Linked DNA regions of Homo sapiens: region 2 is linked to region 1. A link is a contact called in ENCODE Hi-C or POLR2A ChIA-PET data. All regions are on one chromosome and are shown on one strand. The core of a region is the stretch at or near the end of the contact, and the rest is flanking DNA. Distances in the headings are between cores, read along the strand shown. Region 1 holds the start of PARD3-DT (PARD3 divergent transcript). Region 2 has its middle 46 kb from the start of PARD3-DT.

Evidence for each region. Hi-C counts contacts between places; a loop is a spot of excess contacts on that map. ChIA-PET counts read pairs that join two places held with the same protein, here RNA polymerase II (POLR2A).
Region 2: a map of prostate gland shows a loop between it and region 1 (3-fold over the local background). The contact joins the enhancer-like site here to the promoter of PARD3-DT in region 1. A Hi-C loop is called at or near these places in 2 of 168 maps with a recorded cell type or tissue (PC-3 and prostate gland). POLR2A ChIA-PET finds 5 or more read pairs at or near these places in 8 of 52 experiments (BJ, GM12878, H1 and 4 more).

What each region holds. Positions count from the first base shown.
Region 1 is chr10:34,814,329-34,817,440 of GRCh38, forward strand. PARD3-DT (PARD3 divergent transcript) reads left to right here and starts at 1,440. Exons shown (of 2, transcript NR_108043.1): 1 at 1,440-1,473; 2 at 1,792-2,094. It overlaps PARD3 (par-3 family cell polarity regulator), which reads right to left and starts at 968. Exons shown (of 25, transcript NM_001184785.2): 1 at 548-968. The coding sequence starts at 667. RefSeq lists silencers at 207-486, 1,007-1,176, 1,267-1,316.
Region 2 is chr10:34,860,024-34,863,135 of GRCh38, forward strand. No RefSeq gene overlaps it. Among named protein-coding and RNA genes, the nearest start is that of PARD3-DT, 46 kb to the left of the region's middle. Within about 2 kb of position 1,633, at least 5 of the 41 ENCODE cell types and tissues checked have a DNase peak (open chromatin) inside an H3K27ac peak, as active enhancers do.

The DNA.
Region 1 (3,112 bases), core at 190-2,689:
TGGAGGAAAAGCCCCCCGCCGCTGTTCCGCCCCCGCCCGAGTAAGGGAGAGGAGGCAGAAGGCTCGCAACCCGCCTCTGTCGGAAGGGCAGTCACGAAACTCTCCTCACACCAAAAGTTCCCAGTCCCCGGCCTGTGCCCCCGGGGCCTGGGAGCCGGGAAAGGCCTGGGGCTGGATTTCCCGGCCTGCGCCCCCCGCGCGCTGGCTCGGGGCTTGGCTGGGTCTGCAGACTCCGGGGAGGCGCCCAGGGCCGGCCTATGCGCCGCTGCCCGGCTCGCCCCGCGCTACCGAGGCCGGAGCTCCCGGGCGGAGGGTGAGGGCGGGGGCCGCGGGACCCGGCTGGGTGTCCCAGAGGCTGCGCCCCGGCCCGCGCAGAGAACTTTGGCGCCCGCAGTCCGGGGCGGGGGGCGCCCGCGAGGCCCGACCGGCCGCACTTTCCCTTTCCCCGCCTCCCTGCGCCTCTCCTCCCCCTTCCAGGAAGCGCCATATTGATCCCGGCGCCGTCCCCGCCGCCGCCCCCTCCCCGCCCGCGCCCCCGGCCCCTCACCTTGGCGATGGCCTTCCGGTAGCGGGTCACCGCCTGCTGGATGAGGCTGAAAACTTTCATGTGGCCGTCCCCGCACGGCACGACCACCCGGGTCCGTCCGAAGCACACGGTCACTTTCATGCCGCCGCCGCCGCGGGCGGGCCCGCGCCCCTCGCCGAGCGCAGCCGGAGCAGCCGAGGCCGGGACCGAGGACGCTGGGCGCGGAGGAGCCGCTGGGGACTCGGGCGCGCGGGCGGCTAGGGGCGCGGGCAGGCGGCGGCGACGCCGGGGGGCCGCTCAGCTCGCATGCCCGGCCCGGCCGCCCTCGCCTCGCCTCGCTTCGCCCGGGGCTTGCCTCGCCTCTCCCCGCCGCGGCGCCCGCAGCCTCCGGCCACCTGTTCGGCGTCGCGGCGCGCTCGCCGGCGGCTGCCCGGGGCTGTGTGGCGCTGGCGCTCGCTCGGGGCCGCTGGGGGAGGGGACGGCGGGAGGGGAGGGGAGGGGAGGGGAGGGGAGGGGGAGGAGCAGGGCAGGGCACACAACACCGCGCACATGCGGCAGGGGGAGGCGCGGCCGGCTACCCGCGCGGGGCGGAGCGCAGGACCGCAGCTCGCGCCCCCGCCACCGCCCTCGGGGGCCGACCTCCTTCCCTCCTTCCCTCCCTCCCTCCCTCCCTCCGGGGGCGCGGGACCCCTCGCCCCAGTGCCAGCACGGGCAGGCGGCCGTCTGCCCCCACCAGCCCTGGCCCAGGCGCCCCCCAGCCCCCTTCACCCCGCCCGCCCAGCACCCTGCAGGGCTGCGTCGCCCCTCCTCGGGGACGCCCCTTCCACGCCTCCAGAAGTCTCCACGGAGCCCCCCTTCCCCTTTCTTTGTCACTTTTAATCCCATTCCTCGAACTGGAGGGTTTTGGGTGCAGGCGCTCCCGGGGAAAGCAGTTTGTGCTCAGTGCGGTGAGTCCCCTCCTCACCGCCCCGGAGGCTCCAGCCCGAGCCTCTCCGCCCGCGGGGACTCGAGCCTGCAGCTTGCTCGGCTGGGTTTCTGCCCTGCCCGCTCCCTAGCTCTGCTGCAGGGCCGGCAGCGGCAGTTCTGCCTGAAACGCAAGAATTAATAGTCTGCTCTGGGGAGACAGTGGGGAAGCCGTGAGCGACCGGGCCTTTTCCAGAGGCCACTATTTACCTTGAAGTTTCCTGTTGACCCTCTGCTGACCCACCCGCTTAAATAGATTAGAACTTAAACATCGCAATTCTGATACATTTATTTCTTTGAAGTTCTGCAGCATAAGGAATCCTAACGCGAATCCGTGAACAGTCTATTCCGACGGCGCAGAGAAATCTCACGCGGGGATCCCCACGATGTGCCGGCGCTTAACGCAGACGCCCGAACCCAGGGGAAGGCTGCGACTCCGCGATGAGTGACATGCGGGCTTGAGACGTTCTAAAGGAACGTGGACCGAGTTAGGGAACGTAACTGAAGCTCATTTTGTCTTAGTTATGGACTATGAGTCCTTAATAAATGTATGTCATTATGTTTAAAGAATGACAAATGTCTGCAAAGAGTGGTCCCTGTCCCAAGCCCTTTCCAGACTATGTGAAATTCTTTTTTGCCAGTTGTTTCCAAGACACGTGAAAGCAATCAAGCTCCCCTGGGTTGGCGCAGAACTTGAGCACTTAAGAGCTGGAAGAGCTGGCGATCGACCATCCATCCCACTCCACCTCCAATCTTAAAACAAGGAAACAAGACACGAGGTTCGTCCGCTTGCCACACTCCCTGCGCTTTGCAGCACCGCAGCTGCCCCAGCATAGTGCAGTTTCTCCTAGGAAACATTGCCCTTCCTCTCCTCTCCCAGCCCTGGACCACCACTTTCCACCACCTGTCCCAGCAAATCAGTGCAGTGGTGTTAGCCCCATCTTACTCCAGGACATTGACCCAGGGCCAAAGTCACTTGCCCAAGGCGGCAGAGAAAGCTCAAGGCAGACCCAGAAATAGTCTAGGTTTCCCTCCTTCCACTCAGCCATGGGAAAGGCTCCTCCTACTGCTGTTTGGCTGCAGCACTAGACATTTCTAGCCAGTAATTAAGTTTGTGACAACGATGACAACAACTGTTGATGTGGGTTTTTTGCTTCTTACATAGATACTTGGATCCACAACAACAATTACTGATAATTATAGGTGTTGTTTCTGTTTTCATGCATTGGGAGAGTATACTACTAGTTTAGAATGTATACTACTTTATTTTATTTTGTGTTTTTTACATTTATTTATGTATTTATTTTTATTTATTTATTTATTTATTTATTTTGAGACCAAGTCTCGCTCTGTTGCGCAGGCTGGAGCGCAGTGGCGTGATTTCGGCTCAGTGCAACCTCCGCCTTCTGGATTCAAATGATTCTCCTGCCTCCGCCTCCCGAGTAGCTGGGATTATAGGTGCCCGCCACCACGCCCAGCTAATTATTGTATTTTCAGTTAGAGACAGGGTCTCACCATGCTGGCCAGGCTGGTCAATCCGCCCGCCTCAGCCTCCCAAAGTGCTGGGATTGCAGCGTGAGCCACCGCGCGGCAGAGAATGTATACTAGTTTTGATGCTACACT
Region 2 (3,112 bases), core at 383-2,882, 46 kb after region 1:
TTGCCTCCTACAGCATTCTTTTCTAAAAGGAACATTCCAAATAGTGTGTGGTCTTCAGACCTAGAATCTCTGCAGCCCAAATTCTGGCTGACTCCTCACAGAAACACATGAGCAGCCATGAGTATGGGCAAAAATTCTGCACTGGCCGGGCGCGGTGGCTCACACCTACAATCCCAGCACTTTGGGAGGCTGAGACGGGTGGATCACCTGAGGTTTGTTTGAGACCAGCCTGGCCAACATGGTGAAACCCCATCTCTACTAAAAACACAAAAAATTAGCCGGGTGTGGTGGCGTGCACCTGTAATCCCAGCTACTCAGGACGCTGAGGCAGGAGAATCGCTTGAACCTGGGAGGCAGAGGTTGCAGTGAGCCGAGATTGCACCACTGCACTCCAGCCTGGGTGACAGAAAAAAAATTGTGCCCAGACCTCAGTGGTCTCCTCCTGTAACTGAGGCAATGCAACCCGCTTTGTGGACAGGGTAGGGTGGGAGAGGTGAAGGCACCAGCACTCCTGGGTTTGTCTGAGGGCCACTCTGGATGACCACCGCAGATGCAGGTCTCTGGATAACCTGTTTCATGGCAGTGGGGCTGTCGGACAGAGTGCCCACTCTCCAAATCTTACCAAATTATCCCCCGCATCTGCATGTTTCTCTTTTTATATTCAGTTCCTTTGAGAAAAATGTCCTTTAAAAAAAAAAAAACTGAGATGGGGTCTTGTTGCAATGCCCAGGCTGATCTCAAACTCCCGGGCTCAAGTGATCCTCTCGCCTTAGCCTCCCAAAGTGCTGGGATTACTATCCTGAGCCACTGCAGCCAGCCAACAGAAAAACTTTCTACCTGCTTCTTCAATTCATACTCAATGGCCTTCACAAAAGAGTAAGAAAAATAAAGAAAAAAGTTAAAGGGTCTCCCTGCCAAGGATGAAGACAGAGCTCCAGGGACTTCTGCAGAGGGAGAGGGGCTGACGATTCTAATGGTCATAGGAGCCAAAATAACAACAGTATCAACAGCTATATCTTCCGGACTATCTTTTTTTTTCTATTTCCCAAAAGTATAACTGCAATACTTTATCTTAAATGATATTTATTTATCATCATCTATATAGTTTTTGGAGGCTGGGCACCATGGTTCACGCCTGTAATCCCAGCACTTTGAGAGGCTGAGGTGGGCGGATCACTTGAGCCCAGGACATTGAGACCAGCCTGGGAAACACAGCGAGACCCTATCTCTACAAAAAAATACAATAATTAGCTGGGCCTGGTGGCGCACACCTGTGGTCCCAGCTACTCAGAAAACTGAGCTGGGAGGATCCCTTGAGCCCAGGAGGTCAAAGCTGCAGTGAGCTGAGATTGTGCCATTGCACTCCAGCCTGGGAGACAGAGCAAGTCGTTGTCTCAAAAAATAATAAATAAATACATAAAAATTAAAAGACAGTTTTTAGGGGTCCCCCAAACCCAATTTTCCCGTTGGATAAAACCCAAATAGGATATAAATGCATGGAAGAGTTCAGAAGCAGACCCTTATATTTTCAAAACAAAAAGTACCACCCTTGACTTGGTTTGGAGAACAAATATGAACCTTGGAGCCCTCTCTGAAGCTGGCTCCCTTCTCACGGGCGTGGCAGGCCTTGCCTTCTGCACTTACATGTCCCAAGAGGCATCAGCCTGCCCGCTGAAATCCGAAGCCACATAATGTCAACACAGTACTCCTGTGTAAATATCTGGTCCAGGGAAAATGCCTTGAACGCTTGTACAACCAATTTTCTGGCAGGCAGTGAGATGAAAAGGAGAATTAATGCATGCATTAAAATAATTTCTTTTGAAAACCCAAACAATTGCTGTGCATCCTTCATCACAACACACACTAAATGGCCTTTTCCTACCGCCCTCTCTCTCTCCAGGCATCTTGCCCACCCCCAGCTCTCCTAATAAAGAGCACACTAAGTCTTTAGCTCTGCTGGCAAGGAGAATTAAATTGCTATTTGCCACCTGGTGTTGTCTTACTTAACGTACTTCCAAATTGCACTTAAACTTCCCTTTGGAACTCAGAGTTTAAATGCTAGAACGAAGGAAACAAAGCAAGAGAGAAAAACAGAAAAGAAAAGTGAAAAAATTTACATAATTTGCAAACACTGTCTTTAACAGTGTTAAAAAAGTAGTCTTTTTTCTTCTCTTTGCCTTCATCTTCTGTTCGTCATCTCATTTGTTTCCTCTTGTTCATCTTTATTTTTATCCTTCAGAATTTAATCAAAGAAGAAACACGTTTCTTCCCATTACAAAACCATACTCGAGTTCAAAATGGGGTACTCTGAGTGTTTTAAATAGATTTTTTTTTTTTTTTTTGAGACCGAGTCTTGCTCTGTCACCCAGGCCGGAGTGCAGTGGTACAATCTCAGCCCACTGCAACCTCTACTTCCTGGGTTCAAGAGATTCTCCTGTCTCAGTCTCCTGAGTAGCTGGGATTACAGGCATACACCACTATGCCCCACTAATTTTTGTATTTTTAGTAGAGAGGGGATTTCATCATGTTGGCCAGGCTTGTCACAAACTTCTGACCACAAGCGATCTGCCTGCCTCGGCCTCCCAAAGTGCTGGGATTACAGGCATGAGCCACCACGCCTGGCCATTTTTAGTAGAATTTTATCCCAGAAGCTCTGTGATCCTGTCCATTGTAACCCTGTTTTTAAGTTTTCAGGGTCCCTTTCTTTTCTCCATTTAATTTCTTCTTCTCCTCCTCCTTTTTCTTCTTTTTTCCCCCCCACCCCCAGAGTCTTGCTCTGTTGCCCAGGCTGCCATTCAGTGGCATGATCATGGCTCACTGTAGCCTCAACCTCCCAGGCTCAAGAGATCCTCCCACTTCAGCCTCCCGAGAAGCTGGGACTACAGGTGCAAGCCGCCATGCCCGGCTAATTTTTTATTTTTTGTTGAGATAGGGTTTTGCCAGGTTACCCAGGCTGGTCTCAAACTTCTGGGCTCAAGCAAACTGTCTGCCTTGGCCTTCCAAGGTGCCGGAATTACAGCTGTGAGCCACCACACCCAGCCCATTTAATTTATTTGTTCAGCAAACACTTTGTTGAGAATTGATTCTTGTCTAGCACCATGACCTTTTCTTT